Linked DNA regions of Homo sapiens: region 2 is linked to region 1. Evidence: chromatin loops called from intact Hi-C (ENCODE). Cell type or tissue: B cell. All regions are shown on one strand. Links, peaks and the distances in the headings refer to the core of each region. The heading gives the core; the rest is flanking DNA. Region 1 overlaps STT3B (STT3 oligosaccharyltransferase complex catalytic subunit B). Region 2 overlaps OSBPL10 (oxysterol binding protein like 10).

Region 1 (8,000 bases), core at 1-8,000:
GGGGAGAAAGCTGCCAGGTCAACTAAGGGTTAAGCTTGGAATAGACACAAGTAACTTCAGCTATATTTTGTTGTTCTCAAAATACACACAGACCTAGCTCAATGTTGAGAGGAGATGCATATACAGGTAGGGGCAGAATTGTTTAAGGTCATCTTTGGAAACACTTACCACAATGTGTTTATCATTTTTATCTCCCGTAAAATATCTGTTCATGTCTCTCCCAAAGTTTTAGACTGGGTTGTTTAGTCTCACTAATTTAGTAGGAGGTTATATGTATATGTATTTTGCATCCTAAGTCTGGGTTAAATTTGTTGCAGATATCTTATTCCAGTTTGTGCCTAATTGGTCCTTAAAGCAATCCTATTAGATATTTTATTGCCCCCATTTTACAGATGAGAGAGTACTGCTTAGTATGTTAAAAGGAAAGGCCTTGAAGTCAGCCTCCAGGGTGACATTTTTGTTACAAAGAATAGCATTTGCAAAGGTGTACAATTATGAATCAGCATGATGCTTTGCTCAACCTACCTGTTGTACCCCTTCCCCTCCAAATAATTGAGGCTTGGAAGAATTTACAAGTATTTTTATTTACTTATAAATTTTTATGTAACTGTGACTTTTGCTATGAGTGGACTGAGGACGTTTGATGTGAGAGGACTTGCCTGGAGTGACAGAGTAGGCAGTAAGTTCAGCCCCAAGTTCTTTCTAGTCTTATCTGCCCTCCTTATTCCTCAATTTTTTTTCCCTAAATTATTCGTTTGGATCAACCAGGTTCTGCCAGCATATTCAAAATCCATCTTAAATGTAGTGGCGAAATATTTTGCAAAATTATAATAGAAGCCAGAGATTTATAATTAATATTCAAATGTTTGCATTATATACTTTAAAAAGAACATTGCAGGTCGGGTGCGGTGGCTCACACCTGTCATTTCCACACTTTGGGAGGATCACTTGAGGTCAGGAGTTCGAGACCAGTCTGGCCAATATGGTGAAACCCCGTCTCTACTAAAAATACAAAAAATCAGCCGGGCATGGTGGTGCATGCCTGTAATCCCAGCTACTCGAGAGGCTGAGTCACAATAATTGCATGAACCCTGGAGGCGGAAGTTGCAGTGAGCTGAGATCGTGCCACTGCACTCCAACCTGCATGACAGAACGAGAGTCCATCTCAGAAGAACGCTGTAGGCACGCATCAAGTACAACTCAGTTGGTTTAAACTGAAATGCCACAGAACAATTCTGAATTCCAAAATGCAAAGCTTTGGATAAAACAGCCTGAACAAGTACAAAAAGACAATAAATTTGTAGACACTTCTTCCCAACCTTCAAATTAGGAAGATTTGTTCTGTGTAAAAGTATAGTTTCTGATCCTTAAAATTCTATGTGTTGAAGGCACCTCAGCATATCTCTGCAGTGTAAAAGCAGTGCTTCAGGCAGCATGACTTATTTTCATGTCACCTCAGATTTCTTGGATCTAATATTCAAAGACAGAGTGGAAATAATAATACTTAGTGGAAGGATTCTTGGACATGTAATGAAATGCAGAGCATCTTGAGACTTTTGACCAAGTAATGTTTGGTCATTTACCTTCCTGTTTGGTTGGAACAGGAGTGGTGATTCCAGCCATTGCATGATTGAGCCTCATTTGTTTTTATTCTTTCCTGCCCCGAATTCTTCCATTTTAAGTGTCTTAAAGAGGTAGTTATTCTTGCCTAAGAAGTAAACTAAAGTATAACATATTTGCTATAATAATGCTGATATAATGTTACTGTGATAAAGTATAAGTGTCAAGTAGTTTGGCAAAAAGATTTCACCAGGTTGAGCATAGTAACACAGGGAAAATGAGCCATTTAAAACAGGGAAAAAAAATGTTTCTGTGAAACCGGGGAGAAAAAAACAGCCATTTTTTTCCCTGTTTTACAAATGACTCATTTGTAAAATAGGGAACAAAATGAGCCCATTTAAAATTTAATAAATGTATTTTTAACATTTGTATTCTCAAAATAAATTTTAAAATAGAGTATACCAAACATGCTATTCTCTGAGGAGTTTAATGCATGTTATTATTTTACAGAAATTTAAGTTATTTTAAATATGTTAAGGATGGTAAAGCTTCCCTATAGTTCAGTATTGACCACCTCTCCTCAACCTGTCTCTAAAGGTAGGAGAAAACTGATTTATTCTCCTTGTATTCTCTTCTTTCTCTGCTCCGTCATTAGTTTGCTGATATTTTCTGTTCGGAAAGGGGGTGAAGAACCTTCCCCCCTTTGAGGGAGATAAGTTTTGGTTTCCCTGTAATATGGAACAAACTTCATACCTGGCGAGCACAAAGAAATTATTATTTTGCCAAAGTATGTTCTGCAGACCACATATTCCAGAAATTACACTTCTAAGCAAAATAATCTTTGATAATTTGAATTTGGGAAAAAAACTGCTTACTACATTCTTTGATACTGATATGCAATACACATTACCATGTTACAGTCTTAAGAAGTTGTTCAGTTAACTGTTAATTTTATTTAATCTGGTATTTACCGTATTTAATTTATGAATCACTGTAAGATTTTAATTTTTTTTTAATTAATGTTCCATGCAATTCATGGAAAAGACTGATGTAGATGTTTTATTTGATAGATGAGGAGCCTGAGGCCTAAGGCTAAGTAACTTTACCAAAGTCGTAGAGATAATAAAACTAGGACTGACTTTCTTCAGTGTTTTAAATCTTTTTATTTGTTTATTTGAATTACTGCATTAGGAACAAGTATATCCACATTAGGAACATACTTTTTTTTTCAAATGGGACAGTTGAGTATCTGCTCATTGATAGCATCCCCCCTGATTCTCCTGATTTGTCTTGGTGACTAAGTTGAGTATTATACCACTAACTTCTATGATAGTTAAGTTCTCAGGCCTGTATACATTGCTTATTTTGAGTGATTGTTTTATTTTAGTTTACCTTGTGCTGTTGCTTTCCACCGAGACTGTCCTCAGAAAGTTGGTCATTTTGCTTATGAGTTTATTAGTTGTCCAACCACTTTGGCTCTTTCATCACACCAACTTGTGGGCCATGGGATATTATTACTATGGATAATGCTTGTTAGTTATACATTTTATATTTATAGTATATGACTATGGGTCTGACTTAAACGTGTATTATGTATTTCTATATCTAATAATTGTTAGAAATCCTCTTTATATAGTATAATGCATAATCATATGTCTAATTTAGATAATATCTAGTAACAATAAAGAAATGTAAATATAACATGTTTACATATAATATTTATTGGAGATTTGTTTCTATAATATATGAATAGTTATGCCGGACTTAAATATATGTTATACACGTTGTGCGTGCGTTATATAAAGAGAAAGAACACTTGTGCCCATCCCTTCTGCCTACATTATTTAGATTTCCATCTCTATTGGGCTTAGCTGAGCAAAGTGTCACCGGATAGTTTTAATTGATCAAATATACTATTTTGTATGTGATCTTAGATTTTTTTTTCAGATTTTTTTAGTGCCATTAAAATGCTCTAACAGCCTCTTATTTTGTTGTAATTTTTTTTGTTGTCAGTTGCTTTTTCTTTTTTCCAATTAGTTTAGTAAATGTCCTTTATAAATCAGAATAGACCCTCCTTTTTCAAATGGATACTGATAAAAATTGACAGCTGTCACTGCCAGTTAAGGCAGAAATTAAGAGATGGTACTAAAATAGGAATCCTGTTTTCAGTTAATGTGTGTTTAAAAGTTTTGCCCTGTGTGTTCTTTTTTGATTTGCACATGCATCTGACTTTAAATTGGAAGATGCAGAGTAGCTCTAAGGAGTCTTCAAGACATTTTTGCAGCCTTTAAACAACCTTTGGTTTTCTCTCTGTGTTGCTCAAAGTAGAGAGACAGGTACTTTGTTATCTGAAGCTTATGACATGCTCTCTGCTTCAATCAAAATGACCACCCATCAGTTGCAAGAGCAGAGAGAGAGGTTTGTGAGAGTAGTCTGAGATCCAGTTGCAACTGTACAGTGTCACATTTATGGTGGTATGACATTTGTGAGTCTTTCCCTTCAGAGTTAACCTAGTAAAAAAAGTTATTCTCATATATCATTAGTAATCCTTATGAATTTCTATCATTGTTTTCCTGCTGTTACTTAAACACTGATAGGAATTTATGTAATCATATTAGGCTTGAGCATAACTCTCTCATGAGTTTCCATATTTTAAGTTATAAAATTGGCTATGTTTAATGTGATTATCTAGACAGTGCTCGTGTGTATCACTTGGTGAGATTGAATTTAGGCTGTTTTTTTCGTTCTATTGAAGGGGGATTTTTTTTTTCCATGTGTTACTTTTAATAGAGTTCATCAGTCTGGCATCCTTTTGTTTTTGATCCTGCCACTAGATGGCAGGAGCAATAAAAGGTAGATTGAAATGCCAACTTTAGTTGGCCTTAGCTGCTTTGTACTTTACCTTGGTTGTTCTCTGTCCCTATTAGTGCTGAATTTTGGGTATATATGAAGTGTTGCAAATAGTGGTACTTAGTCCTATAAGAAAGATCTGGTACCTTATATAGCCTGAGAGGGCCTACTAATAGGGTAAAGGAGAAAGAATAGAATAATCCTTGAGGTGTTCTAACACTTTGTCTTTTGCCTTTTACTTTTCTATTTTTCTTCTCCCTTTGTTGAATTGTACTCCTTTCCTTTATTTCCTGATTGTGGTTTTTGGGTGTTTTTTGTTTGTTTGTTTGTTTGTTTGTTTGGTTTTTGATAGGGTCTTGTTCTGTCACCCACAGTGGAGTGCAGTGGTGTCATCTCGGCTCACTACAACCTCCGCCTCCCAGGCTCAAATGATCCTCCCACCTTAGCCTCTCAAGTAGCTGGCACTACATGCGCATGCCACCACGCCTGGCTAATTTTGAAAAATTTCTGGTAGAGACAGGTTTTGCCATGTTGCCCAGGCTGGTCTTGAACTCCTGGGCTCAAGTGATCCACCCACCTTGGCCTCTCAGAGTGCTGGGATTACCTGCATGAGCCACTGTGCCTGGCCTCTTTCCTGATTCTTTTATGCTTACGTTAGCATCCATAATTGGTCATTTCTGTTGGTGGTACTAGTCGCTTTCTCATTTACCGTTCCCACGAATACATGTTAACTTGGCCAGTTTTGGTAGTCGTATGTGTAACAACAAACTGTTATAGGTGGCTTTGTAAATCTTTACAGAAAGGGTTATTTTCAAGAGAGCCTGTTAATTGATAGTCTTTGAAGAACAGAGTGATAGACAGAGTCTAGGGTGATGGGATGTTGCTTCCGTGATTATGTGACGTTGTGTAAAACTTTGTCTTACCAGTAGACTTGCACCAGAGACTCCTTGCTGGCATTATAAGATAAGCAGCCCTGTTAGGGAAGCCTATGTGGCAAGGAACTACTAACAGCCTCTATGATGTTTCCACCAACAGCCAGGAAGAAACCAGGGCCCCTCAGTCCTATAACCTCAAGGAAGTGAATTCTGCTAGAAGCCTGAGTGAGCTTGGAAGCAGATTATTTCCCTAATTTAGCCTCCACATAAGAACCCAACCCTGGTGACATCCTGATGTCAACCTTGTGCGACCCTAAACAGAAGATCCAGCTAAACTGTGCCTAGATTCCTGACCCATGAAGCTATGATAGAATTAGTATATGTTGGTTTAAGCCACTGAGTTTGTTTAAAATTGCTGTATAAGCAATAGGAAACTAATACAAATACCCTTCGTAAACCTTTCTTTCCATCTCTGAATGTTACTACCTAACTTCTCTCTGATCTCATGTAATCAAAAAATATTGATTGAATACCTCTTACTTGCCAGGGACTATGGCTACAGTAGTGTGAACCCAAATAGACATGATTCTAGTTTAGTGAGGGAGTTAGACTTGAACCAGTAAGAATGACCAATGCTGTCAAGGAACATGATACAATGAGAGCTTATAATAGGGAGATAAACTAAACACATTGTCTTTTTAGGAATCCTTATTTGACTTTTAAAAACTTATACTTACTACATTGCTTTCTTACCTTTTTTTTTAAAGCATATTTCTGCCATCACAAAACTTGTTCTATCTTTATTTTCTGTTAGCATTATGAAAACTACCTATGTGTATTTTTTAACCCTTACGAGTGTTCTTTCCTCTCTCAAGAACACTTCTCCTCTTTTCCTGCCTTTTTGCTCAATAATTCATCCAGGTTTAAGTTAGATGTCAGTTGTAGAAGCCATCCACGAGTCCTTTGGACAGTAAGCTTTGTGAGGACAGGTCCGTCCTGTTTGCTAGTATCTTTAGCACCCAGTGTGATACATAAGATAGGCTCTTAAAACCAAATAAGGCCGGGCACGGTGGCTCACGCCTGTAATCCCAGCACTTTGGGAGGCCGAGACGGGCGGATCACGAGGTCAGGAGATCGAGACCATCCTGGCTAACACGGTGAAACCCCGTCTCTACTAAAAATACAAAAATTAGCCGGGCATGGTGGCGCGTGCCTGTAGTCCCAGCTACACGGGAGGCTGAGGCAGGAGAATGGCGTGAACCCGGGAGGCGGAGCTTGCAGTGAGTCGAGATCGCGCCACTGCACTCCAGCCTGGGCGACAGAGCGAAACTCCGTCTCAAAAAAAAAAAAAAAAAACCAAATAAAACTTGATAGGGAGGAACTGGAACTCCTGTACATTGCTGATGGGAGTGTAAATGGTAACTATTTTGGAGAACTGTTTAGTATTTCTTAAATACGTGTCTACTATATAACTTTGGAGTGGAATTGCTAAGTATTCACCCAAAGAAGTGAAAACCTGTGTCCTTAAAAAAGGCTTTTACAAGAATGCTTGTTCATATTTTATAAGAATGAATGTACAGCCTTATTATTTCCTCCCCCGGAAACAACCCAAATGCCCTTCAGAAGGGGAATGGATTGTAGTATGCATTAAATGGAATACTACTCAGCAGTAAAAAAGAATAAACTGTTGGTATATGAATATATCTCAAAAACATGTTAAATGAAAGAAGCCTGATTCACCTTTTTAAAAAGTAGAATTACGATTATTCCATTTATCTGAAATCCGAGAACAAACATAATGAATCTATGGTGAAAGAAGTCAAAGTATGCTTGGAAAGAAGTGCCTAAAGGTGCATGTGGGAACTTTCATCATGAGGGTGATGTTATGCATACAGTTGTCAAACCTCATCTAATGAAACATGTCAATTGGTGTATTTTAAAGCATCTAAATTATACTTTAGATTTTAAAAATGAAAAAAAATGAGCGAAGAAGGTATCCTTTAGTACCCCCTGGGTTCTCTGCTTAATTATATTTTCTTGTTGCCTCTTCCTCCTGTGAGATTGTCAGCTCTGTGAGGTCAGGGACCAAGTTTGCCTGTGGTTCTTAGAATTGTGTACTTGTATGCAGAATGCCCAAGTTTATTGGCCCTGAAGTGAATAGTTATTTGAGATCTATAATCTATTCATAGATTATATCCATATTTTATGGCTGCATTTTTAAGAAAAATATTTGCATTATTACAGAATCTTACATTCAGTGTTTTTCTTTATGTAGCTTCTAGCTTTTTCTGTTCTAGGATTCACAAAAGACATCTGTTTAAGTGTTGGTAGAGTAGTCTTGCTCCAACTACAATTTTGCCAACCACAGTTTGAGATAGCACAGTGCTATATTTGTAAACCAAAGTTTAAAAATCAGATTTTAAGAAACAAATTGTGGTTTATTTTATTCTCCTTAAAAAAATGAAAACTCAATATTAATCTTGTTTTCTTGTGAATCCCTTCCTGCCAGTTCTTAACTTTTTGAGCCAATGGAAAAAATGAGCCTTGGTCATTTAATCTTTTTGATCAAAAGCCCTTAAACACCAGAGTAATTTGAAAAAGAACCAGGTGGTTACATAGCTTTTTGTCTAACTAGTACTATCTCTCGTTGTTGTTGTTTGTTTTTGTTTTGCTGTTTTGTTTTCCCTGATGAAAATAATACTAAATTTTAAATGA
Region 2 (16,652 bases), core at 3,740-11,739, 220 kb after region 1:
CTAAGCAAAGGGAGGGCAGTGCTATTGGAAGAACGAGGTGGACCCAGAAAGCAATAGGAGAAGTCAAAGTTCTCTCCTAAAAGATCCCAGGGACACGGAGAACAAGGGGAAACACTTCCCTCATAGTGCCAGAGAAAACAGGTCTACCTCAACCTTGAGGTCCAACTGCCTAGTTATGATGTCCCCAGAACCCACTAGAAGCCTCTTCCCACCTTCAACAAGCTTATCTAAAGCTCAAGGTCTGGTTTTAACCCAGCATTTAGCTCAAGGAAAAAAGCACAGAGTAGTCCTTTGCTGCTTCCCCCACATTTATCTTTCTCTTCTCACTCTTTTCAAAATACTTCCGTTATCAAAGCCATGTCAGTAACAGCCACTACACAAATGATAGAAACAGGGCCATTTCACAAGATGTGTGGCAGGGGCTGAGAAGCGCTGGGCTGCAGTTTATAACAGTGCTTTCACAGTCACAGTCTCTAATCCTCCCAGCTCTGTCTTGGCCACAAGCAAGGCTGGTTACTGTTTTTTTTGTTTTGTTTCGAGACAGGGTCTTGCTCTGTCACCCAGGCTGGAGTACAGTGGCATGATCACGGCTCACTGCAGCCTCACTCTCCCAGGCTGCCACCTCAGCCTCCTGAGTAGTTGGGACTACAGGCCTATGCACAACACCATGCCCAGCATTTTTTTTTTTTTTTTTTTGTAGAGATGGGGTTTCACCAAGTTGCCCAGGCTGGTGTCAAGCTCCTGAGCTCGAGGGATCTTCCTGCCTCAGCCTCCCAAAGTACTGGTATTACAGACATGAGCCACTGCACCCAGCTCCTGATTACCATTATTCTCATTTTACACAATCCTGGGGCTGAAAGAGTAAACCATTTGCCCAAATCATAATTTGCGGATGCGAGGTGTCAGGACTGAAGGATCCACATTTCTGTGCTCCTCACCTCATGACCAGGAAGCATGCAGAACCATTCTGTTCCTACAGATCACAGCACAAAGGCTCACATACACACTCTGATGCTCACCTAGCATGGCCTTCCCCCTAGAAGAAAGAAGACGCTTGGGAGCAAGCTGGCCTATCCACCCGCCAATTCATCCGGAACGGAATGAGAACACACACAGCAAACTCCTCTAGGGTAAAATTCACAGAAAAGAAAACACAATTTATAAGCAAAGACGTAATAAGAAAGGGTAAGGAATTGTTCTGCAAATGGTTTGAAAGTTTCATTCAAGTGTTTACATTTCTGTCAGTTCTCTAATCAGAAATCATTTAACACACATCATATAAAACAAAAAGAAACAAAACCTAAAATGCTGCTTTACTGACTCACTTCAGAAGTCTTCTGATTAATCTACTGTCATTTCTCAGCAAATACTGGATAGTAGATCAGTTTTTTTCTCTGGCAGAACGTAACCTTACAAACTAAGGGTCAACAAGCATGAAATTAAACCATTTTCTTCAGACTGCTTCACCTTTGTTCACTCATACTCCACACACATATCTCAAAGAACCTCTAAGTGTCCAGATATTTAATCTGGATTTTATGGAAATTCTTTTATTTTGCAAGGAGAATAGGATGTCTCTAAGAATTCCTGAAGAATATTCTAATATTCTAACTTGAGCTTGATAGCATATACAAACTGGGCCTTAGCTCTACCCAGTAAACACCTGCCATTCCCTTTTAAAACTTAATTGCTGTTTTTAGATCAAATAGCCACCCAAAGTAGCAGGCAAGAACATGACTACATACTTCTCTTTTCCACCTAGAATTAATTTCACTAGTGCCAATTATTTTCAGGAAAGAAATGCATCTCCAAATGGCACTTGAAAAAAGAAAAAAAACTGGGCAAAAATTTCACACCTCCAGGCAAATCCTTTACATCATTTGAGCTTTAGCAAATGAAACTCTGGAGAGACAAGTGCATTTATCAGGAATCTGCTTCATTAATCTGAAAGGGAAAATTATGTTAAGGAATAAGCCACCATTAATTAACGTTTATTGTATCCCCACTGGGTAAATGACACTGCAGTCACCATTTTACAGAAGAGAGAACACAATTCCTGCACACGAACTGCTTACAATGTAATCCTCAAGGCACACAAATATGACACAGAATAATGATATATAATACACAGTGCTTTGCAAAAGAGCTAACCGCCCTTTGCAGACACCTGCATTTAGAACTGCTTTCTACTCCTTCTCCACACTTCCTCACTGCTCTGAGCATGCACTTTTAAAAAGAGTACATGTAAGAGTATATAGTCCATGATCACTGTTCATATAAACACACAGAATGAACTCACTATAACGAATATAGTTCCACATATATCTCTCTCCACGGCCCAGCCTGCTGGTGGAATCAGTCAATTAATTCACTGCCAAACTCTTTCTGGGCAGGGCCCATAATGTCTTATTCAAAGGAGATGCCTGATGTATGTTTGTTGGGTGGATAAATGGAGGAGAGGGGACGGGAGAGAAGAAATGGGAAGACAGGGCAAGTGAAAGGAAGGGCGATTAAAGGGAGGCAAAACAGGGGAAGAAGAGAAGGGAAGAATAAAGAAAGAGGAACGAAGGAAGAAGGATCGAGTTCCAAAGCTTCTAGAAGTTTTAAGATGCCAGCACGGTTCTCTAGCAAATTTGAGAACTCCTTTTCATTGCCCCTAGTTTGTTGTTACTACTTTCACTCAAGGAATAAAAGATCTTGTCTCTTTTTAGCCTGGGACCTTGAAGCTTCAGGCTTAACCATCATTTCTCTCCAGTACCAATCTCCCAGCAAGGGTGGAGCATTTTAACTGCACATTATATATCTCTGGACACACAATCCCAAATTTCTTAGAGCCTCTAACTTAATCTATATGATCGTGGGATAAAGAAGGCATTATCTGAATGAGTTCCAGGCTCAACTTCCAGTGAAGTCCATGACATGTTTTTCTCCTAGTCAATTTTTATTCCTTCTTCGACCCCGGCTTACAGGTTGTTTTCACCAGATAGCCTTCCATCATCCTCCCAAAAGGCCATGATCCCCATCATCCATAAAACACATCATGGTTGTAATTAACTAACTACTTTTTTTCTTTTTTTTTCTGGAGACAGGGTCTTGCTCTGTCACCCAGGCTGGAGTGCAGCGGCGAGATCATGGCTCACTGCAACCTCTGCCTCCTGGCCTCAGATAGTCCTCCCACCTCAGTCTACCAAGTAGCTGGGATTACAGGCATGTGCCACCATGCCCAACTAATTTTTGTGTTTTGTTTTGTTTTTGTTTTTTTTTTGTAGAGACATGATTTCACCACGTTATCCAGGCTGGTCTAGAACCCCTGAGCAAGTGATCTGCCCACCTCAGCCTCCCAAAGTGCTAGGATTACAGCCATGAGTCACTGTGCCCAGCCTCTACTGATGTGTTATGTTACTAATTTGTTAATTTCTCTTGCCCTTACCAGGCTCTCGGTGCCACTTTGTCTCTTCTGTTCACTGTTGTTTCCCCAAACCTAGGACAAGATGTGGCAAACTGTGGGCAAAAAAATATCAGCTGAAAGCATGAGTGAGTGAGTGAATGAATGAATGAATGAATGAATATACAAAGGAGAGCACCCAGGCATCTCTTTGAGAGCTGGGAAGGGGCTGTTCTCCTCCCTTCGGACAGGTAAGAAGATTGGTCTCAATGCCACTATGAGATGGATCCATTTGAACAAAAACAATGTATACACCCAATCTAAGTGACAGCCAGTGGGACTTTAAAATTAGCAAGTGAAAAAGGAGGTACAATACCATTTCTGGGGATAAGTAGGACCAGGTTTGGGTTTTTTTTCTTGCTCTATCAAGACTGAGAAGTTCAGTAGTCAGGGGACAAGGTTTCATATTTTCCTTGTATACCTCCCAGGGTTTAGTTGATCATGGTCACAGAGAAAGTTTAGTAACAAAGAAGTGAAACCACCCACACTCATGCAAGGAGAAGGGGATTTGTTGCATGGATACAGGAAAGAGTGCCCAGAAACTACTTGAAAGAGCTACTCTTTCTTTCCTTCAGAGATATGGCCGTCTCTTATTTCTCTCTATCCCCTGGTCTCTATGGTCGCTGGTTTTCACACCTTTCTCTCCTCTTCTTGCTCAACTCAACTTCCTCCACTTGCAACAAAGCCCAGCAGAGCCGCTGGAGCCAAATCTACCCAATCCTCTAGTTTCTTCTCCTAATTCAGATGAGAGAAAGTGAGTTTACGTTATTGGCTCTGGGTCACATGCCTGCCTGAGCCCACTCAGCTGACACTGGAGATGTGGAAAACAGTGGCCATGTGACACACCATGTGGACACAGATCCCCCACTTCAACATAGGGTCTTCCCTCTGCCCACTGCTCTGTGATGTTTGGCCCAATGTAGTTTTTTTGTTTTTTTGTTTTTTTTTGTTTTTTTTTTGAGACACGGTCTCACTTCATCACCACCCAAGCTAGAGTGCAGTGGCACAATCATTGCTCATTGCAGACTCAACCTCCAGGACTCAGATGATCCTCTGAGCTCAGCTTCCCAAGTAGCTGGGAGTATAGGCTCACACCATGACACCCAGATAATTTTTATTTTGGTAGAGATGGGGTCTCATTATGTTGCCCAGGCTGGTCTTGAACTCCTAGCCTCAAGCAATCTTCCTCCTCAGCCCCTCAAATTGCTGGGATTACAGGTATGAGCCACTGTGCTGGCCCCAGTGTAGAATTCTGACATTCATGAGCTATAAGGATACATACTATTTACAAATACTTTTAAAACTCACTTCACAAGATTTGTAGGTCAACTGGAACATCAGTTAAGGCTTTTATCCAAGACAATTAATCAAATAATGGAGCATTTCTCTAAACTTAATGCTGGCATGACATGAATGCCAGGTTACAAAGCTTCCTGTCAGAGGGCCTGAAAGTGTACTAACTTCTTATAAATGCCTGTGATAAACACCCAGCTGTAACCAAGCCCAGAACACCCCACCTCCTCTTTCTTTCATTTGCAGTACAATCTCATAATGAAAAGCCAATAGAATCTGCCAGGTTATAGAGGAGATTAAAAAGAGATGAGGGCTCAATCCACAGTCCTCTCTAAGCTTAGCCTTTCCCTGGTGATTCCTAAGTCTAGAAAACAACCCAATTAGCTACGTTATACTACTTTTTCATATCAGGTCTGGAGGGCTATACTTTCATTAACTTTGTGGAAATTAAAATTACCACTGAGGAGCTCTGGATTTTGCTACAATATTAGCCAATTCTCTCTTTCAAGAGCCCTCTTGTGTTTTGCTCATGCAGTTGTGATTAAAACAGTTCCCTCTGTTCATGGGAATAAGTTCTTCTCCCACGACCATCACTAAGCCAGTGAGAAAAAAACTCAACTGTGGTCCCTGCAATAACCACTTGGAAAGTACAGGATCTAAAAAATATAATTGTGTGTAATTCTCACAAACGGTGGCTTTGTATCTTGTCCCTGCCTCCTCATAAATACACTACCTACTTGGGCAACATGACACCTCTTGAATTCCTGTCAGGTTACATCTGCCTAGAAAGCTTTTCCTCCCCATCTCTCATGGTCAAAGTCCTACCAGGCTTCCAATGCCCTTCCTCAGTTCTTCATGAAGCCTTCCTTATCTCCCACTTAGAAGTCCCCGTGCCCCAAGTCTCTCAGAGCCCTCCCGTGAGCACTTGCCCTTCTCTTCTGTAAGGCCTTGAGGTCTGGGGAGCAGGCCCATGTCCCCACTCCCATAGCACCTGGCTAGTGCAAGGTGACCCTAATTAAGTGTTAAATGAACCACTGAATGCACCCTTCAGGCTCTGGGTCTAGCCTCAGACTTCAGATTTGTTTCTTCCAGGTGAAAATGCTCTGCTTCAGTTATCACAATTGTGTCAGTAGTCGGGGCTGTCACAAGGCGAACCTCAAAATTTGGGTTCAGCCTGGGAGGTCACATGGGTCGTTGGCTTCATGTAGAAAGGAATTCAAAAGCCAGCCTACAGAGTAAAGTAAAAGCAAGTTTATTAAGAAAGTAAAGGAGTAAAGGATACTCGATAGAGCAGCCCTGAGGACTACTGGTTGGCTATTTTTATGGTTATTTCTTGATCGTGCGCTAAAAAAGAGACAGATTGTTCATGAGTTTTCCGGGAAAGGGGTGGGGAATTCCCAGAACTGAGGGTTCCTCCTCCTTTTAGGCCATATAGGGTAGTTTCCAGACATTGCCATGGTATTTGTAAACTGTCATGGCGCTGGTGGGAGTGTCTCTTAGCATGTTAATGCATTATAATTAGCATATGACCAGTAGTGAGGACCACGAGAGGTCACGTTCATGGCCCCCTTGGTTTTGGTAGGCATCTCTTTTTATCAGGGGAGGTTTTTGCGACCCATACCTTGCAAAACCAGTCCTACCAAACTCCTATCTCAGGGCTGCCCAATTTTTGGCTAATCTGACCATTTATAGAAGGAAAATGCATTTTCTCCTTCAGTTCAGAAAATAATTAGAAATTGTCTCCCTTTAGACTTATCTGTGTACTATTAATTCACCACCTTTAAACGAAGCTTTTAGAAAATGTGTAATATTAGTACTCTTGCAGATATTTTTTCAGATTTCCCAGATGTAAAATAAACACATGTAATTCTTTCCACACTACAACATAAATACATATTTCACTCCAGGGATAAATTGGCCTATGTTCATGTAAATTTAGTAGCAATAAAAGGTAACCGGCAGCCTGAGGAAATGCTCACTGGCTCCCTTCCTAGGCTTCTGACTGTATACTTCACCCTCTGTGCCACCCCAACGCATCAGGAACCCAAACCTACATACACCTCTAAACAAGGCAATTCCTCTAGTTAAAACAATAATATTGCTTCGAATTGAAATATATGCTAGATTTTAATCAAGCTCCATTTATTTCACAAACAATTTCCTCAGCATTCACATTGGGTAGGTATTACCCCTTAAAGGGTCTTAGAGCTCTGAAAAGTTAATCTGAAGAACAATGACCATTTTTGCCCATTCCATTGCTGCCCCCTGCTGACAAAAGAATGGACACCTTTGGCAGACACTGCACTTTCCTGAGAAGACGGCAGCCGCGGAAAAATAAGCCAACTGAACTACTGAGTGCCAAGCCCCATGGAAAATAAGAAAGGGGCCCTTAAGAAGTGGTACCCAAATGGTCTTAAGAATGAACAGAGGAGACAAAACATGCAAGCATGAAATAATCAAAGAACAGACGGCTGGGCACGGTGGCTCAAGCCTGTAATCCCAGCACTTTGGGAGGCCGAGGCGGGCAGATCACCTGAGGTCGAGAGTTTGAGACCAGCCTGACCAACATGGAGAAACCCCGTCTCTACTAAAAAACACAAAAAATTAGCCAGGTGTGGTGGTGCACACCTGTAATCCCAGCTACTCTGGATGCTGAATCAGCAGAATTGTTTGAACCCGGGAGACAGAGGTTGCAGTGAGCCGAGATCACGCCACTGCACTCCAGCCTGGGCAACAAGAGCAAAACTCCATCTCAAAAAAAAAAAAACAAAAAAAAAACAAAAAAAAACAGAATAAAAATATATTTTATTAAAAATATATTTTTATATTATAACTCATTATAAAAATATATTTTATTAAAAATATATTTTTATATTATAACTCATTATAAAAATATATTTTATTAAAAATATATTTTTATATTATAACTCATTATAAAAATATATGAGTTAGACTGTAGCTGTGCAGACTACAGGATTTGGGAAAAGGAGAGGCAGATGAAGATGGAGACGCCATATAGGCTGTCAGTTCCCAACCTTTTCACCACTAAGGAACCCCACCTCACCCACTTCTTGCTTTCAGTTATTTGTCTACATAAGAAAACCAGATTTCCCAGCAAATGCTCACTTAACTCCAGCCAAGAGCAAAGAAACAGATAACTGCTTGATTGTAGGTATTTTTAAATGGTGAAAATAGTTCATGGATCCCCTAAGAAGGTTCTGAAATCTATGGACCCTGCAATGCCATCTCAATGGGTTTTTCAAGGGGTTTGGGAATATCCACAAAATATATTTGATGACAAGGTTCTGCCTGTACCTAGAAGCATTTTCCTCCTAAGGAAAGAGTCCTTGACTTTCATTAGATTCTCAAAGAAACTTGTGGTCAAAGATAAAGCAATCAATAAAAAAACCAAAACTTGTAGTCTCAGGGATGTCAGGCAAGGGACTACTGATACAGATAAAGAGAAAAGGTGCAGGGAGCATTTTCCCATTTCTGTCCTGAGAGGCTAATGTTCAGGTTTAAACTGAATTTTAAAATGCCTATTTTTCCTTTCCTCTGGAAAAAAGTTGGGGGACGGGGGTTATACCAACTCTACAATGCTGTTAATGCCATATCATTCCCCATCAACAATTTCAAAGATTAAAAAATAATCGACCCAAATAGCCCATTTCTTAAGCATTTATCCTGTGTGGTCTGTTCTCCTTGATGAACAGGTCATCTCTGTTTGTAAAGCTGGTTTGAGAAACAGGAGTCCATTGTCTGACACTTGCTATGTTTACTATCAGCTAAAATGCCTGTAGGAACTAATTTTGAGGCCTGGCACGGTGGCTCACGCCTATAATCTCAACACTTTGGGAGGCCGAGGTGGGTGGATCATCTGAGCTCAGGAGTTCGAGACCAGCCTGACCAACATGGAGAAACCCCATCTCTACTAAAAATACAAAATTAGCCGGGCATGGAGGTGCATGCCTGTAATCCCAGCTACTTGGGAGGCTGAGGCAGGAGAATCGCTTGAACCCAGGAGGCGGAGGTTGCGGTGAACCAAGATCGCGTCATTGCACTCCAGCCTGGGCAACAAGGGCAAAACTCTGTCTCAAAAAAAAAGAAGGGAACTAGTTTTGAGCTCAGCTTCACGGAAAACTAACAATACATAATAAAATACGAGAAAATACAAGCTCCTACTCAGTTAATTTGTTTACTGGTCGAGGGAGCACCCCATTCTCCCCATTCTAGGAAGTGGCACAGTTTAGTGTCTAGGAGTGTAGGCTGAGGACACCACTTATTAACTGTAATCTTGGGCATGTTTAATCTTCCTTGGCCTCAGTTTCCTTACCTGTAAAATGGGGCTCACAATAGTTCTCATCACATAGGCTTATCATGAGGAATGAATCAGTCCATATACGTGAATCACTCAGAAATGCTGCTAATACACAGCAAGTGTTACGTAAGTGTTTGTGTCTGTTGCTGTCCCTGCTACTACCAGTTATTACCCTGAAGGTTAAATGAGATTACACTCAGAGTGCTTAAAACAGTGACAGGCATGTAGGAAACACTGAATAAATGTTATCACAGATACAGAATTTCTATGCTATTGTGGCAGGCCAGGTCTAACTAACAGCTGAACAGGCAGGCCTCCATGACAACTGTTTCAGCACTAACTGAGTGGGTAAGTTCAATATTAAAAGCTGATAGAGCCAGTGTCCTTATGCAAAGGCTGGAATGTCACAAACACCCACCAAGAGTTTTGCCCAGGCCTTTCCTTGGCTTTGAAGCATGACAAGATAAAGAAGGAATTATTAACAGGACCCATTTAGGATTAAATGAGTTTTATTGGGGGTCTGAAGGAACTCCCCAGACCTCCACAAACAAGTTTTATTGGGGTATAAAGGAACTCCCCAAACCTCCATGATTTAGCAGGAGACAAGACAAAGGTAATCACCCCTGTCACCTGGACCCATCTAGATTAAGTAAATTTACTAAGGCTCCAGAGGAAGGTCTTCAGGACTCGGACCTTAATCACTCATGTCTTTAGATGAATGCACACTTACATGTCGACATATAGCTTAGAAGGTATATACGCTCTGGAAAACTTCGTAATTTTGAGTTGGTCTGACGATATTTTCCCGGCCTTCTCCCTATAACCCGTTACAGAAATCAACTCTCTTCTTTCTCAGTTCCTCTGCATCTTGTTATTGGGCCGCAAGAATAAGCAGCCCAACCCTCAGTTTGGTCCGGGAACACTATGTCATTTTAGCCAGACATCATGAAACATGTTCATTTAAGAAACAATAGATTCAGTGTAAAACATATTACACTTCTCTTGCAGAATCATTTGCCTAGCAGATTTTTTTTAAGTCACCAAATCAGTTACAGCTGATTCTCATTATGCACAGTAGTTATGTTCTATTAAAGTCTCCACAAACACTGAATTAGACAATACTAAACGTTTGCTCCTAGGGAAATACAGGGTTAGGTTACCCCGAACCTCTGGTCACAACATTTTTATCAACCAAAATGCCATTAGCTTTATACAGGTTCAACTGCCAAGGTCCTTATAAAATAAGCCAGTTTTATTAGTATTGAAAACCAGCCGTTCCACATAACCCCTTTCCTTTTTAACATTTAGCAGGTACAGTCAATCCTCATTATTCACAGTTCTGCTTCAAAAAGTCACCACAAATGGTGAATGAGCAAATACTCAACCATTGGGGAAATGTATGTGTGGGTGTTTCTCACAAAGACTATAATCTTAAATGCAAAAACAACTCATCTTGGTGGATTTTATTTTCCATTTTACCAAAGAGAAAATGAGGCCCAAAAGTGGTAAGCCGTTTGCCTGAGGCCACATCAGTAACAGGTGCCAGCACTGGGATTTGAACCCCCTCCAAGGGGCCCCAGAGCTGAGCTTCTTCCACTGCACTGCACTGCCCCTGCCGTCTCTATCCTCTGGTCATCTCCGCATGAAGCTGAAACAAGAAGGCAAAGCCCTGCCTTGTTTGCCCTCTCTGGGAACATGTGCATCCAGAAACACAGTTTTCACCATTCTGTGTGTCTGGAAATGACCACAAAAGCACTGCAAGTATCAATGAAGTTATAAATACATGTTAGGAAGTAGGAGAATTTGCAAATACAGAATCTGTAATGAGGATAGACTGTATTTTTAAAATTCTTTCTCAGATTCTTGATTCTCGGAACCTTCCTCTTCTGTAAATGTAACACTTTTCATGTCATATCGCCTTTCAAAACGTGCAAGCCAGCACTAGCCAAGAAGGGTTTCACATTTCCTGATCCTGGGTAACGTGACCAAACTTTTTTTTTTTTTTTTGGCTTTCAGTCCCATAATGCTGTCCACTATGCTTTAAACAAACAAACTGACAAATAAATAAATAAAAAGTCATCTCTTGAATCCACAAATGTAGCTGTTTTCTATTTTTCCCAAAGTTTCATATGCACTATAGATGTTACTTTAGCACTTTCCAGAGTGGCCTCACATACAGATTGGCAAATTTCCTCTTCCTTTTTTGGATGTACTACATTTTGATTCATTAACATAGAACTCACAGCCAGCTGCACTATAACTCACACGAGCATATCTGACATAAATATTTTCTCTGTAAGGCACATCACAACCTTCCTGCACTCGTCAGCACTACGCCTGGGGGACATTTAAAACAGCAAAATCACCAAGAAAATGCCCAAACATGCAAAAACTGTAAAATGGGGCTCACAATAGTTCTCATCACATAGGCTTATGAGGAATGAATTTGTTAATAAATGTGAATCACTTAGAAATGTTGCTAACACACAGCAAGTGTTACATGTTTGTGCCTATCGTTGTCCCTGCCACACTGACATTTGAAGAAATGAGGGTTGTGGTTGTACAAAAGGTCCCATATTATGGATCTGATTGTCCTTTATGGTGGTGGTTTACTTGCTTCTCCATCCCCTGTATTTTCTGCAAACCAGAAGGTAGGTCTAAAGGTCTGATTCGATTTGGAATAGGAATACTCATGAGTGTGGCTGAGAATGTCATGCTTCATCATGCAGTAGGCACATCAAGTTGTCCCACAGTAGTGACACTCAGTCAGAGACTCGAGTGCAGTGCACACTGCCTGGCATCTCTCTTGAAAGCTTTGTTTTCTCTCATGTAATTAGCAGGTAATCTTTCATACATTACAAATATACATAAAGGCCAGGCGTGGTGGCTCACGCCTGTAATCCCAACACTTTGGGAGGCCGAGGTGGGTGGATCACGAGGTCAGGAGTTCGAGACCAGCCTGACCAACATGGTGAAACCCCGTCTCTACTAAAAATACAAAGATTAGCCGGGCGTGGTGGCACGCGCCTGTAATCCCAGCTACTCAGGAGGTTGAGGCAGGAGAATCGCTTGAACCTGGGAGGCGGAGGTTGCAGTGAGCCGAGATTGCACCACTTCACTCCAGCCTGGGCAACAAGAGCAAAACTCCATCTCAAAAAAAAAAAAAAAAAGAAAGACAGACTGAAAACAGATGATGCTTTTCAGGAGATTCCTTTTAAAAGGGAGCAGAGAAATGACCTATTGTTAGAGGGAGAGTGTGAGGTCAGGTGAGGGGTTTTTCAGATGGAAGAAGTTATAGCTTTGTATGCTAATAGAAAGGATCCAATAAATTGACTTTAGAGGAGTAAGATGGGAGAATTGCCACAACAACGCCCTGGAGCAGGCGAGCGGAGTGTCGAGGCTGGCTGACACAGGTGAAGGTACAGTGTCTAGCAACAGAGGCAGATGGGCAAGTGGAGGGAAGAGATTGTTGGAAGTCCTCTTTTGTTTTCTGTTTTTGTTTTTGTTTTTGTTTTTTGTTTTTGAGACAGTCTTGCTCTGTAGCCCAGGCTGGAGTGCAATGGTGAGATCTTGGCTCACTGCTACCTCTGCCTCCCAGGTTCAAGCGATTCTCCTGCCTCAGCTTCTCGAGTAGCTGGGATTACAGGCACCCACCACCACACCTGGCTAATTTTTGTATTTTTAGTAGAGACAGTGTTTCACCATGTTGTCCAGGCTGGTCTCGCACTCCTGACCTCATGATGGGACCGCCTCAGCCTCCCAAAGTGCTGGGATTACAGGCATGAGCCACTGCTCCTGGCCAGAAGTCCTCTTTTGATTGCTTTTGTTCTCAGTGACACAAGAAGCCAGGTCATTACTTAAGAATGGAGATTGAGAGCTGAGTGTGGTGGCTCATGCCTGTAATCCCAGCACTTTGGGAGGCTGAGGTGGGTGGATCACCTGAGGTCAGGAGTTCGAGACCAGCCTGGCCAACATGGTGAAACCCTGTTTCTACAAAAAGTACAAAAATTAGCCGGGAATGGTGGCATGTGCCTGTAATCCCAGCTACTCAGTGGGGGTGGCTGAGGCAGGAGAATCGTTTGAACTCAAGAGGCAGAGGTTGCAGTGAGCCAAGATCATGCCACTGCACTCCAGCCTGGGTGACAGAGTGAGACTCTCTCTCTCCAAAAAAAGAATGGAGCTGTGGAAGGAAGTGCTAGAGGTTCAGGGATTTAAAAAAGAGTTTGCCCCGTGAGTACAGCCAAGTGAGAATGGGCAACAGATCTGAGGGAACATGCAAAGGACTGCTTCCACTGAGAACCATGGAACCCAAGCTGATTCAGGAGGAAAACAGAAACATGCAGAGAAGGGTTTCCAGGGGAAAGAGGATAGGACTCTAGAGGGGTAAAAAGCTGTTGGAGTCCAGGATCAAGGTGCCACCTGGAGAAACCTAGGAAAAGAAGGGATGGTTAAGGAAGTGGATGCCTTGAAACAGATCATGAAGGAGTTGAAATTTTTAGTAATGTTAAAGTCACAGGTCTGAGCGTGGGAGGGAGTGAGTGAGACGGCAGAGGTCAGGGAATTGAAAGCATCATCTATGTGGATGCTGAAATCACCAAAATTATGATAGGGCACTGCTGGAGGGAGTGATGGTGACTCACAAACTCAAACTGTCAAGGGATGAAGGAGGGACGGTGGGGAACACAGTGTGACGATGACAGGAGACTCAAAGGTAGATGCCTGTAGGGAAGGAGAGGTAAGAGTAATCTGGAATGACAGAGAAGAAAAAGAGGCCACTTACTCCATTTCCAGGCCTTGGAGGAGCGGGAGAGAGAATGCTGCCACCATGTAAGAGGGCTATGGGAGAGAACCAGGTTCCAGTTAGAGAACAAGGTGAAGAAATCATTTAGAGAACAGGTTGAGGATGTAGGGGATTATATCGCTGATGCAATATGAATTCCAAGGAGCACAATGAAAGGGTCTCAGGAGTTGAAGGATGGGGCAAAAACAACAATACAGAGGCACGTGGGGTTGCAAGTCAGGAGGGTGCAATGATCTGGGAATTCTGGGTTTCCTGTGATGGCTGCCACCTTCTGATTAAAGAGCATAATGAGATTAGACTCAATGGTATCAAGCAGAGAGTAGTGGCAAAACTGTGTGTCAGGTCTTAAAATTGAGATTAATTACATATAAAAGTCAAGCAATTATGCAACAAGCACACGAAAAAAATGCCCAACATCATTACTCATGAGGGATGTGCAAATCAAAACCAGGTACCGTTTCACAACCACTAGGATGGCTGTCATTAAAAAAGGAGAAAATTTTTAAAAGCTGGCAAGAATGTGGAGGAATTGGAACCTTCTTATACCGTTGGTGAGAATGTAAAATGGCACAGCTTGCTACGAAAAACAGTTGGGCAGTTCCTCAAAAAGTTAAACATAAAATTACCATATGACCCAGAAATTTCTAACCCCAAATAAATGAACACTGGTACCTAAACAAATATAAGCTCACAAATGTTCACAGCAGCACTATTCACAATAGCCAAAGGTGGAAGCAGCCCAAATGTCCACCAACAGATGAATGGATAAATGTGGTATATCCACACAATGGAATCTTATCCACATACAAAAAGGAATGAAATACTAGTACATGCTACAAAATGGATAAACTTCAAAAACATTGTAAGTGAAAGGAGACATAAAAAGTCATAAATTCTATGATTCCATTTACATGAAATATTCAGAAGAGGCAAATCCACAGAACCATGATTGGTTGTTGCCCAGGGCTGGGGGGAGGAGGGAAGGGAGGGCTGACTGCTACACAGGTATGGAGTATTTTCTTGGGGTGATGAAAATGCTTTGGAACTAGATAGAAGTGGCAGTTTCACAACACTGTGAATACACTAACAGCCATGGAATTGTTCACTTTAAAATGGTTAATATTTTAGGGAATTTCACCTCAATAAAACAATTTTTAAAAAATGTTTACAAAGAGAAAAAAAAATCAAGAAATTCTTTACCCATCTCAAGATCAGACAACCTTTAATCCTACACTAAAAGATTTAAATGTTGTTTACTATAAAAGTCATGCAATTATCAATGGAGTTTGCAACTAGGTTTTCTAAACACATAAAGCCTTCTGAAAACTTTCATTTAAAACTCACATTGTGAAGGGACTCCTGCAGCACTGAACAGCACATCAGATGACATGCCCCTGGCTCATCTTTGCCCAGCTCTGGATCACAGGAAATAATGAACAGCAGTGACTAAGCTTAACCTTATTTTCTAATTTGTTGTTAAAACATAATACACTTTTCAAGGCCCAGTAATTTTTTTTTTCATCTTTAGATAAGAGAGCCACTCTTTTTGAGGTGTGTGAGTGACTCGCTATTGTCCCCCTAGCCTGCTGGTTACTAAAGAGTATTTGACTCAGTAGACAATACAGGAAGTGCTAATGTCCCTTTCTCTGCAAGAGTGTACAGCACAGGACTGGGTTCAAGATGGCAGACAGGAGATAGGACTGACATGCAGCTCCCACTTAGATGATGGAACAGTGTGTGGAGACTCACAGTGTGGACTTTTGTTCCAGGAACCATTGTGAAAGTGTACTAGGAAAATCAAAAGAATTCACAGATCCTTTGAAAAACGTGGCCACTCTCCTTGCAGGCCACTGCAAATTCCACAAGACAAGCTAAAAACTGAGTTCCCAAAGTGTGAGGGGAGAAACCTGCCTCCAAACACATGTCTCCACTGGGGAATCCAAAAATCCAGATTACAGGAAAAGGATTTAACCTTACCTAGAGCTGAAATGGATTTAGCATGAAATATAAAATTACAAGCAGCAGTGAGAAGAGCCTTTTAGGCACTCCCATTCTCCAGCTCAAGCCCAGGGAAGCCATGCCTGACAATGTCTCACAGGGGCACTTGGGGAAGGCAGCAGGTGGAATCTGGGAAAGGTTGCAGGGTGAAAGAAGCTTCCAGCTGAACTTTGTAATGATTTTGACTGGACATAAACTCTCTTGAGCAGAATCTGGGGGCAAACAGGAAATGCTGGAGGAAGGACAGCAGAGTCACAGTGGACAGTATGGGCAGATGGGGAAGGGTGGGGCCTGAAAGCCATGGTTGCTTTCTCAGTGGGGAAATTTATAGCCTGGGGCTAGGTCTGAGTCCTGCTGCCTGGAGATAAACTCAGTGCTATTAGCAAGACTGGCCTTGCCAACTGTGTGGGAACTGGGTGAAGCCTATTGCTACCAGCTTTCCCCCACATCCCTAGTGACAGAGGCAGCCATAATCCCCTCTGGAACATAACCCTATTGGCCTGATAACTACCCCCATCCTCCACAGTGGCCGTGGCAAGCCCTGCCCAAGGAGAGTCTGAGCTCAGACCCGCCTAACCCTGCCTGCCTCCACCTGATGGTGTTTCTCTGAAATAGATAGTTTCAAAAATAGAATTGAAGAAGTAGAGGAACTTCAGAGCTCTAAGACAAGGCCTTTGAATTAACCTAATCAGGCAAAGACAAAAAAGAATTTTAAAAAATGAACAAAGACTCCAAGAAATTTGGGATTATGTTAAATAGCCACACCTAAGAATAACTGGTGTTCCTGAGAAAGAACA

Evidence for each region. A loop is a pair of places that touch in the nucleus more often than their neighbours do. Peaks named below come from ENCODE experiments on the same cell type or tissue, not always from the same donor. Only the 100,000 strongest peaks of a DNase experiment are listed, where the experiment ranks them.
Region 2: a loop joins it to region 1, with 9 times the contacts of the local background. A loop is called at or near these places in 55 of 110 quality-filtered maps.

The regions. Positions count from the first base shown.
Region 1 is chr3:31,546,479-31,554,478 of GRCh38, forward strand. The region is part of intron 1 of STT3B (STT3 oligosaccharyltransferase complex catalytic subunit B); the gene reads left to right. Among named protein-coding and RNA genes, the nearest start is that of STT3B, 18 kb to the left of the region's middle. RefSeq lists an enhancer at 957-1,126. In B cell, for the core only: CTCF peaks have their summits at 4,395 (motif pointing right) and 4,418 (motif pointing right); a DNase peak (open chromatin) is centred at 4,383; H3K27ac peaks cover 569 bases.
Region 2 is chr3:31,761,954-31,778,605 of GRCh38, forward strand. All of the region lies in intron 4 of OSBPL10 (oxysterol binding protein like 10), which reads right to left. Among named protein-coding and RNA genes, the nearest start is that of OSBPL10-AS1, 66 kb to the left of the region's middle. In B cell, for the core only: a CTCF peak has its summit at 6,996 (motif pointing left); a DNase peak (open chromatin) is centred at 6,988; H3K27ac peaks cover 614 bases.